Regions from separate parts of the Homo sapiens genome. Here region 2 is linked to region 1. The links are chromatin contacts, found by Hi-C or POLR2A ChIA-PET in ENCODE. All regions are on one chromosome and are shown on one strand. The core of a region is the stretch at or near the end of the contact, and the rest is flanking DNA. Distances in the headings are between cores, read along the strand shown.

Evidence for each region. A loop is a pair of places that touch in the nucleus more often than their neighbours do. ChIA-PET counts read pairs that join two places held with the same protein, here RNA polymerase II (POLR2A). Pooled maps may share reads with other maps.
Region 2: a loop to region 1 is called in a pooled map, with 2.5 times the contacts of the local background. The contact joins the enhancer-like site here to the promoter of SLC35A5 in region 1. A Hi-C loop is called at or near these places in 1 of 168 maps with a recorded cell type or tissue (CD8-positive, alpha-beta T cell) and 1 of 50 pooled maps. POLR2A ChIA-PET finds 5 or more read pairs at or near these places in 1 of 52 experiments (naive thymus-derived CD8-positive, alpha-beta T cell).

Annotation. Positions count from the first base shown.
Region 1 is chr3:112,560,330-112,566,018 of GRCh38, reverse strand. SLC35A5 (solute carrier family 35 member A5) reads right to left here and starts at 3,974. Exons shown (of 7, transcript NM_017945.5): 1 at 3,746-3,974; 2 at 2,486-2,634. The coding sequence starts at 2,615. ATG3 (autophagy related 3) reads left to right here and starts at 4,057. Exons shown (of 12, transcript NM_022488.5): 1 at 4,057-4,562. The coding sequence starts at 4,491. RefSeq lists enhancers at 436-1,245, 1,246-2,055, 3,676-4,485, 4,486-5,295.
Region 2 is chr3:115,162,243-115,167,843 of GRCh38, reverse strand. No RefSeq gene overlaps it. Among named protein-coding and RNA genes, the nearest start is that of ZBTB20, 18 kb to the right of the region's middle. Within about 2 kb of position 1,948, at least 3 of the 41 ENCODE cell types and tissues checked have a DNase peak (open chromatin) inside an H3K27ac peak, as active enhancers do; they include CD8-positive, alpha-beta T cell, where a contact is called at or near this core.

The DNA of each region.
Region 1 (5,689 bases), core at 2,725-5,224:
CTTAACTGGCTATTGAGCTTCCTGTCTTTTCCACTGCCATCCAGCTACCATAACAGTCCCTCATTTTACTCTCCTATTTATAATCCTTCAAGTATCCCTTATCCCTCAGACTGGCCTAGAGACTAAGGTCCCAGCTCCTTACCATGGAATATGAAGTCCTTAAAAATCTGAGACTTACCAACCTCTCTCCAGCCAACCACTCCTTCTCTTTCTTCTGAGTCCTTAAACTTTTTTTTTTCTTTTTTCTTGAGACAGTTTTGCTCTGTTGCCCAGGCTGGAGTGCAGTGGCATGATCTCGGCTCACTGCAATCTCTGCCTCCCGGGTTCATTCTCCTGCTTCAGTCTCCCTCATAGCTGGGATTACAGGCACACGCCAACAAACCCAGCTAATTTTTTGTATTTCTAGTAGAGATGGGTTTCACCATGTTGGCCAGCCTGGTCTCAAATTCCTGACCTCAAGTGATCCGCCGGCCTTGGCCTCCTAAAGTGCTGGGATTACAGCATGAGCCACTGTGCCTGGCTACGAGTCCTTAAACTTTTTGCTTGGTAATTTCAAACTACATATTCTCACAACATATCCTGCTTTTTTATGCCTCTGTTCCCTTTTACAGGCTGTTGCCTCTGTTTTGAATCCCCTTGTTCACCTTGACTTCTAGTGGATCAACTGACTTCTAATCAGCGAAGTGTTCTCTGATCCATTTGAACTCCACATCATCCCCTACCAAACAGAATATATAACTTTATCCTCTAGACAATCTCTGCATCTTCAGGATATATCAATTATTGCAGTTATTATAATGGATTTTCATGATGTGTTTACATTCATGTCTCTCCTAATAAACTAAGTCTTGAGGACAAGGTCTATATCTTATGCACTTTGAACCTGCTGCTAATACTTAGCCTAGTGCCTGGCAGGTAAATGTTAACTGCAGTAGAGACTTGGGTACACATCTGACTCTCCAAGTAGTAGACCATTAAAGGTCATATCATGATTGTATGTGTCCTCAATTGTGGGGAAAAGAGAGATCAGATTGTTACTGTGTCTGTGTAGAAAGAAGTAGACATAGGAGACTCCATTTTGTTCTGCAATCTGTAACCTTACCCCCAACCCTGTGCTCCCTGAAACAGGTGCTGTGTCAACTCAGGGTTAAATGGATTAAGGGCTGTGCAAGATGTGCTTTGTTAAACAAATGCTTGAAGGCAGCATGCTCGTTAAGAGTCATCACCACTCCCTAATCTCAAGTACGCAGGGACACAAAACACTGTGGAAAGCCGCAGCGACCTCTGCCTAGGAAAGCCAGGTATTGTCCAAGGTTTCTCCCCATGTGATAGTCTGAAATATGGCCTCGTGGGAAGGGAAAGACCTGACCGTCCCCCAGCCCGACACCTGTAAAGGGTCTGTGCTGAGGAGGATTAGTAAAAGAGGAAGGAACGCCTCTTTGCAGTTGAGACAAGAGGAAGGCATCTGTCTCCTGCTCGTCCCTGGGCAATGGAATGTCTCGGAGTAAAACCCGATTGTATATTCCATCTACTGAGATAGGGGAAAACCGCCTTAGGGCTGGAGGTGGGACATGCGGGCAACAATACTGCTCTTTAAGGCATTGAAATGTTTATGTGTATACATATCTAAAGCAAAGCACTTAATTCTTTACCTTGTTTATGATGCAGAGACCTTTGTTCACGTGTTTACCTGTTGACCCTCTCTCCACTACTATCCTATGATCCTGCCACATCCCACTCTCCGAGAAACACCCAATAATGATCAATAAATACTAATGGAACTCAGAGGCTGGCAGAGATCCTCCGTGTGCTGAGCGCCGGTCCCCTGGGCCCCCTTTTTTCTTTCTCTATACTTTGTCTATGTCCCTTTCTTTTCCAAGTCTCTCGTTCCACCTAACGAGAAACACCCACAGATGTGGAGGGGCAACCCACCCCTTCACTCAATAACTAGTAAGAAGTACTCAATACAGTTTTGTGGAATTAAAGTGTTTGCTTAAATCCCTACATAAAAAAAGATTTCTTAAATACATACTTATCAAAGCTTATAATTTATACTGTTGATACAATATGACCGCACAATATAATGCTGACACCTTACCATTGATACAATAATTACAATAGTAAGTACCTCACAAATGCCAAGTGACCAAACAAATATATCCTTCTACTTCAAAATAAGGCGCAATTACACATTTTGCTATAGGTCCAGAAACACCTGTTGATTGAATTAACAGTCAAATGTTACGACTGGTTCTTCACCAAAGGGTTTGATTTTTGTATCTGATTGACTCACATTTCATCCATTATCAAACATTTTTTCTTGTTGAGGAATGCAAGGTTAAATAATCAAATTTAAATATGCTTTATCACTCACATGAAGCAAAAGGCATTATTATTTCCATGTTATATATAACAGAACCAAAGGCAAGAGAGAGATGTGTGATTAGATGGAAGTGCTCCATGCATATACCAAGTCTTAACTTACCTTCATTGGCAGAATACTTCACTAGTAAGATGCGACTTGAGCTTAAAGCAATGAATATGGCACCTAGCAGGAATGTATACATTGTTGACAAGGAGCATATTACAGGATGACTACAGCACTGTTTTTCCATTCCACTGTTTTTTAATTACCTTAAAGAGAAAAACACTTTCATGAACGACCTTGTTGGCAGACCCTAAACGCAAATACCATTGATCGTGAGGACAAAAAAGGAATTTTTAAAAAATTTTGGCTATGACTATATCAGCACCAAGAAAGTTGAGGCATAAAGAAACTATGACAAAAGGAAAGTGAAAATCTGATAAGAGGGAGTACTCTGGAGACAGAAAACGTAGAACCAGATTAGACCTGCTGACAAAGGTAGCAGGTGAGCAAATGACACTTTGCAACAGCAGAAAAGAATTCTTCAAAGCAATTTTGAATTTTATTTTTAAATTTTATTTATTTATGTATTTTGAGACGGAGTCTCGCTCTGTCACCCAGGCTGGAGTGCAACGGCGCGGTCTTGGCTCACTGCAACCCCTACCTACCGGACTCAAGCGATTCTCCTGCGTCAGCCTCCAGAATAGCTGGGACTACAAGCGCCCGCCACCACGCCCGGCTAATTTTTGTATTTTTAGTAGAGACGGGGTTTCACTATGTTGGCCAGGCTGGTCTCGAACTCCTGACTGTGATCCGCCCGCCTCTGCCTCCCAAAGTGCTGGGATTACAGGCGTGAGCCACCGCGCCCGGCCTCGCTTTTACTCTTATTAGTAAATAATTTTGCTGTAAGATAAGGCTTTCAGAATTGTATTTTCCTCCTCTTTTCCCTCGGAGGAAAAAGCTTATTAGGACAGACTTCATTACAATAACGACCAAAATGGAAATATCTGAAACACTGCTGTAAAGTTTTACTGAACTAGTTAGTGTTTGAAATGGAGGAGATCGTAGAAATCAATGAATCTAAGGCCCTCTTTTGATAGGCTGAGGACACTAAACCCCAGGTTGGGTAAGTAACTTGCCCAAAGCCTCCCAGCGTACTGTAGGAATAGCGCATAGAGCCTGCGGGGAGTGGGGAGAAATGCCAATACTGACAGCCCCATTGGGCGCACGCCTACAGGACGCCTCCCCGACAGGAGGGGGCCAGATTTCCCTTCACAGTCAGGGACTACCCTTCTAGTCACACATGCGCAGTAGGGCTCTTCACTGGCGCACCCTCCCCTCAGACGCAGGCGCAATTCCTTGCCCGCGGGGCGCGGTTACCTCCCTCAGAAGAGCTTCTAGTGGAAGAACGCACATCCTAGAGCTGAGACAGTAACTGTCTAGCCCCGTAGTAGCAGCAGTAGCCTTTAGGGTCCATACGTGGAGAAGCTACAGTAGGTATAGGCGAAAAAGCCCCTCCCTCTAAGCCGCCTATTGCAGAACAAAAACCACGATTACGTCCGGATTGGGAAAAAGCGGACCCGACACCCATTGCGCAGGCACGTTCAGTGTTACGCTTCCGGAAGGAGGGGAGAAGCGGCTTATCCCGCCCCAGCCCGGCCCCTTTCTCACGTCACGTGCCGGGAGAGTCTAGTGTCACGTGAGGCCCCGGTGGCGGCGCAGCTACGGCAAGAGAGTGAGAAGGAAGGGAAGCCGGAAGGGGCGCGAGTGAAGCAAAGCGAGGACAGACAGCTCGCAGAGGGCGAGGGGTGCGTGTGCGTCCGCTTCTCACCTCAGGTCTCCCTTCGGCCCCGCTGCCCTCCCTCGCGGCTGGGTGACAGCTGGGTCCGGTCCGTCGCGGGCTGCCTGGGGTGCGAGGATCGCGCACCCCGTCTTCGCGCGCTGTGCCTGCCGCCCCGCCCCCTCGTCCCGCCCGTCCCGTCGCGTCGCGTCCCGTCCCCTCGGGTGCTGCCAGCCGGGTGCTGATGCGAGTCGGTGGCAGCGAGGACATTTTCTGACTCCCTGGCCCCTGACACGGCTGCACTTTCCATCCCGTCGCGGGGCCGGCCGCTACTCCGGCCCCAGGATGCAGAATGTGATTAATACTGTGAAGGGAAAGGCACTGGAAGTGGCTGAGTACCTGACCCCGGTCCTCAAGGTAAGCCAGGCCAGGGTTGCCGGGAGCTGTCAGGCACATGCTCGACTTTTCAGGGACCAGGCGCCGCAGGAGTCCCCGCTTTCTCCGGCGGGGCAAGGTGTAGGAAGGCAGTAGGGCTCGAGACACAGGGAAGTGTGCAGCCCCCACCCGTAGTCTTAACCGGCTGTTCGTTAGGGCTTTCTGACTCCTCAGGGGTAAACTTGGAGCGACGCTCTGCGTGTTCCTGCCTTCTCCCGTCATAACTCTGCGCGGTCGGGTACGTCGGGTTGGAAGGGTGTTCGGAGGCTGAGTAGATTGAAGAACGTTAAATCCAAACACTGGAAGTCTTTTAGCCTTTTTAAGCAAGGATTTTGCTTCTCTTTAAAAAATGAATTTAGTGTTTGACACACAGAGGTCAAAAGAGACCTGAGGTGAGGTCACTTTTCCTTTAAGTTTCATGAAAGTCCGCTGTAGTGGGGAAGTTGTGACTGCGATCCCAACTCGTTTAGATTTCAGAGGAAGGAGGTGAAATTGGCAACATTATCTCATTCAGTAACCTTGAACCCATCTAACGAGCAAAACCTTTTTCCCAAGCTTTTCAGATAGCCGTAGCTGGTTATTAGTGATAACAAGGCACGGTTTGACCTTCCTGGCTGTATAATTTTTAAAAATATATTGGCAACAGTACAGCATTTTTAAAGTAAAAAATTGTGACACATTAGCTGTTACAGTAGTGACTGATTTTTTTTTTAAAGGTAAATTTCTACAACTGCCTTCAAGCTTTTCTTTTATAACTCTTTTGGAGTGTTTTGTTGTAACTTCATTTTTGCTTTCTGAAAAGTGAGCAAGAATAGTAAATTAATGGGAAGTTCTTGCTTAGTTTTTGTTTTTTTTTTCTAGTTGTTTTTAAGCTTTCAGTTAGAATGTACCAATCTCAGTGTGGGGGTGAAATACCTTAATATGCTAAGAATAGTGGAGAGTTTTGCTTTGCTCCCTTTCCATGACAAAGGGAAGTACTAGGTCTATACTTTTTAAAATACGTTTTTGTAAAGCTCCTTTTAAAAGAATAACTTATTGGCCAAGTAAGAAATAAACCAGCGATTATAAATGAGAATTTCAACTGTTGCTTTGCTTACATTTGTTTACTG
Region 2 (5,601 bases), core at 699-3,198, 2.6 Mb before region 1:
TTCTTTATAAATTACCCAGTCTTGGGTAGTATCTTTATAGCAGTGTGAAAATGAACTAATACAATGCCTAAGCAAAGCATGAAAATGAAGAGTTCAACTAAACTTGTCAAGTTTCCTGAGAGTGCATGATGCAAGAATAACACAAATAAACACAATATCTGAGATGGGCACTGGAATAAGTTTATGGAGAAAACTTGAAAGAATCTAATTGTCAGGAAAAATAGAAACTCAGAAGTGTTTTGTGCTGATAGACAACTAAAGATCAGATGAGACAAAAGCTGTCTCTGAAGATGCCAGGGCTGACACATGACAACCTATGCCAAATTCTTCCTCCATCCCCATTCCCCATATCTTGGCATTTTACAAGTCTCATGGTCACTGGACCTGCACTGGGAGAACACAGCTGTAACTCCAAAATGATTGAGTTTCCAACACTCAGCAGAATGGGGTCTCACAATCAAAATTAAGTTCAGTTGATAAATGTGATTAATAGTTATATTTCTTGCAAGCTGACTGTGTTGACTGAGACTCAAGCCCAAATCTCCGTCACTTTTTGATACCCCACTATTAGGTATGGCACCAATCACTACAACCTCCAGCCCCCACGAAAAATATATTCAGAATTGATGGGAAAAAATTGAGGTTAAAAACATGTCTACACAGTATGAATGTTTTCAAATAGTTGTCCTATTGATGGAAATAATTTTGCATCATGTGTTTTAGTTGGTAGTAAAAGGAAGCCCAAATAGTTGATCCATAAGCTCTCTATGGTCACGTCCTCACCAGATTGACCAAATTTATAGGCAGAATAGCAGCAGACCCAAGTTTCTGTATTTATATTTCTTACTTGAACTTCATGATGAAAAACATAAAACTGTTCTGAGTTATTTTAACATTAAACACATTCATCCTTGGAATTGGAAAATGCTAATGCTTTCCTACGCCCATATGCCGAATAAAATTGAAAGTAAACAGAGCTAGCATATTTTGGGAATTGCTACTATAGTCATCAAAGCAATTAAAAACTCATTTCAAGGTGGTTATTATAGTAGTATTTGTTGTTATTTATATGTCTCAAGTAGGGGCACTTCTGTAGTTGTACATTATACCACATATATTATCAGTATAAAAACCAAGAAAACTTATCCATTTCATAAATATCAGGATTAGTTCTTAAGGCCTAAAATTTTCAGCTCCAACATCTTAAGGATGAAGTCCTTCCTATACTATCACAAGTTTAATATTTTGAAATAAAATTGCATTTATGGTCATAAAAGTATAATAGAGTAAGAATAATAATGTTTGATTATTTGACTCATACCTACATGAATTTCCATTTATTTGATTAGACTGCCATAACCTTCTCATAAATTAAAAGTCTTTTAAAGAATCAATAATATAATTTGTCCCAGACTATAACATTGCTTACTCTGTCTGGTATATTTGTTTACCAATGTACAAGGAGGAAAAAAATAAACTCTGTTGTAAGAACCTTATTTCCATTACGCTAAATATTATCTTAAAATTCTTAATAGAATAAGACTTTGCTATAAAGTTCCTCAGTAGGTCAATATTTTTCCCATACTTATATAATTGTTTTTATATGAGAATTTAACTCTTCAACCACAGGGTAAACACATGGAGGACAGAGAAAAAATGTTGTACAGTGTTCTTTATACCACTAGGTATTATACACTTTTGTAGGTCTGAGCTATACTTTATGTCTGGGAAAATCTCATTCTATATCTCAAGGAGCTTTATGTGTACTCCTCTCTTTTCCTTGCAAACATGTGATCCATAGAGTGCCGAGAGAAAGTGCTATTTACATAAAATTAAGCCAAAATTGAACAGCTTGTGATAGGCAAATCACAAAAGTGGCTGTCATCCTTACAAATGCCCTAAGCATCTTCGTGGTGACCGTTCATTTCCTGTGAAAGAATGAAAGTCTCTGTGTAGTCTAAACCTACTCCAGGAAACTATAACAGCTACACTGACATTTCCAACCAACCTCATAAGGCCAAGATTCTTCCCCAAAAGGAGTCCTGATCTTGGATTCTGGGTTTTGACCTAGGTCATACCTTATACTCTGTGTGTATTTCCTGATTCTGTCAAATAGACATGTTGTCCTACATTTTCCACAGCTTTCCATGAGTGCTGCCTGATATCATGGAAACACATTAGAAGGTCTCGGCTACCAGTAAATAGACTTGCCCTTCTAATAGATGCTTGGGCTCCTTTCCTTGTGGTTTTAACCCCTGGTTTTCTATTTCATTGGATTTATCAGCTAAACTCAGAGTCTAGAGCAACAGGGATTGAAATTTTTGTATGTGTACTTACGTAAGAAGATACCATCTTCATCAGAGGTTTTGGTTTGATGAGTCTTGTGGGTTGTTTACAGTCTGTCTTGGGCTTTAAGGAAGTCACCTGTTTGCTGGAGTGAAGTCTGGCAGCTTGAGGGCTTGTTATGGCCACATCCCCATTCTGGTTAAAGCTAACAAATCTACAGACTCATTTTGAGCAAATCTGCCTATGTCAGTTAACTCTTGCTATGTGACAAAGGACCCCTAAATCTCAGTGGTATTTATTGAGCCCATACATCAGTTGGTTCACTAGAGGTTAGCTGATCTAGGGTGGGCCCATAGGGGTGATCCAGCTGAAACACTTATGTATACCCTATACGTCTCTCATTCTTTTCTGGCCCAGAAAGCTGGTACAGGCCTGTTTTTCCTTTGGCAATGGCAGAAATGCACAAAGATAAGAAGAAACACACAAGTCCTCTTCACTGAGACTCTGGCATGTGTCATTCTTTTGGCCAAAATAAGTCACGTGACCAAGCACAAAATTTAATCAAATAATGAGAAAATATATTCTGCCTCTTCAGCAGGAGGAATGCAAAGTCCCATGGCAAATGGCACAGATACAGAATGAGTAAATAACTCCATTAATGCAAATTACCACACTGCCACAGCTTCTCCTTGCTGTGAACCACAGAATCACACTCCTTCATACCATTGACTGAGTCAGGAATCAGCATCTGATCCAACAGCAACCTTCTACTGTGGCTATCAACTTATGAGGTAGCCCAATACAAGAGTTCTGTCCAGTAAGAGAACTTGGTTTCCACCTAGGTGCTTAGAATAACCATACTATGGAAGTGCAAAGCTGTTGGCAAATATGGCTTCTACCAGTGGATGCAGAAGCAAAGGGAATTAATATGTACCTTTCCTGGAGTGGTAAGAAACTGTATTTCTTAACTCTGTCTCTTTGCTAGGAAGCTTCCTGTCTAATTACTGTGAGGCAGGAAGTGGCCAAAAGTCAGCTTATATTAATCTCTACCCTGAGACATATCTTTGTGTAAAGACCCACTCAGTGGTGAGAAAAAAACTGCTCCTGGCCTCACCTCCAGAACCAGAAAATTAGTGCTAATCAGACTAATTAAATGCTATGAGCGTTTTTGGGCTCCCAGTCAGATTTTTTAAAGTTATATTAAAAAATGGGTAAAGATAAGGCCTGCTTGTAGTTATTATCCAGGCCAATACTTTTATATTAGATTCTCTCCTCCCTACTCTTTTAAGTTAGATTATTGTTGATCATTCAGGACATGGTGCCAATCCTTCCTTGACATGGAGTCTCATTAGGTTATCAATTCCACATCAAATACTTTGTTCTTTGATCTCCCAGAGAATTTACTAGCTACATGCTTACTGCAATTTTTGTGTTGGTTATGGGACCCTGCCACACACTAACACACAGCACTGTGGAAGGGGCATCCCAAGGGAGTTGTGTCCTTCATCAGAGATCACACTCCCCCATCCCCAATTCTAAGAAACACCCCTGGCCACAGATAAGGAAGTCAGGAACAGTCACCTGACACAACACCAGCTAATTCACCCATTAGCCAGTGGCTGGGTGAGAAAGCTCAGCCTAAATGAGATTTGAATAATTAGCTATGTCAAACAGATTTAGTCTCAGAAATTTGAACTTGAGCTCTAGAACAGGAGTAAGGGGTAGAAGACAGAGAGAAAAGTAACCTCAGAGAGTAGCCACAGTATGTCAATGGTAGACCACTGGTGCAGGGATCCTTCAAGCTCCCTTGAATCCAGAACAAGACTCCAGCTCCTATCTTCCTATTCATGTGTGGCATGAACTTTTACCCTGGAGCTCCATGACATCCCATCTCTCTTATCGCTAAATGAATTCTAATAAAAACCCCCAGTAAGTCCATGGCTGGAAATTAAAATAACTAACAAAACAGCCATTGATTACATGCTCTATTGTGTCTTTTGTTGCATGTTGTATGCCTGTCTTCCTATCTAGTGAGACTATTAGCTCCTTAACAGCAGAAATATCTATCTTCTCCAGGAAGCTAACACAGACATCTAACACATTGAGATCCTCAGGAAGAACATAAATTGGATTGACAGCAGTCCCAAAATTCTCTCTAAAATCAATTTTAAAATTATACCAAAATGTATTTGTTATGTGCTATTTTCAAAAATTACAGCTGAATTCTTTCTTTCAGGTGTGGGATGTCCTACAAGATGGCTTCCTTGACAGCAGAAAGAACAGAATAGTTTAACTAATCTATTATTTTCTCCAGCATTTGACTTACCTCCACTAGAGCAGAGACTAGGCCAGTAACTTCCTTAGACCACTTCTACGTGTTCACAACACCAAATATCTGCTGGCAAAACTTTTCATCCCTCAGTTCTTTGCAAAAATAAAAATCATACCTGGAGGTGAAATGAAAAACAACAACAACAAAAAAGCCTACAAAGAGTCATTGTGAGAAATGAGGGTTAGCCAGAAAATATTGGGCAAGCATATTGTCAGTTGTATGAACTCCCCTCCACTAGCCACACCCACTCTGGGAAGCTGAAGCAGAAGAGGTGGGATATTATCTCTCAGCCTTCATCTGCACACTGCATTCTGCCAGCACACTAGAGGCTTGTTATAGGTAAGTATACAGAGTAACTCTACAAGGCTTAAATTTTTCTCAAGTCTATGCTATTTTGACATTTCAAGGTATTAATCTTTAATAGAAAAGATAAATCAAAGGCAGGTTACCTCGGAAGTATTTTATTTAGCAATATTCTTAAATTACATCTTACAACTTTGATCCTTCTCTTTAAGTCTATACTTGAATCTGAAACTGAATTTAAAAGTTTTACAACTTTTAAAATTCAACTTTAACTTAAAAAATATTCAATACAGAAACAAGAAAGGCAACAATATATTTTAAAAATGTATTCAGGATCAAAATACTTGCTATTTTTTCTAATTAAAAATTTTGCCTAATTATTCTTCCTAATCTCAGAGACTCTCCTGCGTGTCCTTTCTTATTAGATTGAAGTCCATATATCAGTCACCACTGCCTTTCTGTCCTTTGAAAGCCATGCTAAATCTTACATCTTATGAAACAATTGAGAGAAACTTTTTCTACCAATTTCTTTCAAAACATGATTTATTCTCTTGTACCTTTCATTTCCAGAAAAACAGATACTGTTTCATTCTAAGAAATGCTACTTCTAGAAATATCCAATTTTCCCTTCCATTAGAAAATATTATCTAATCATTTCATATTCTAAATAAAAATTCAGC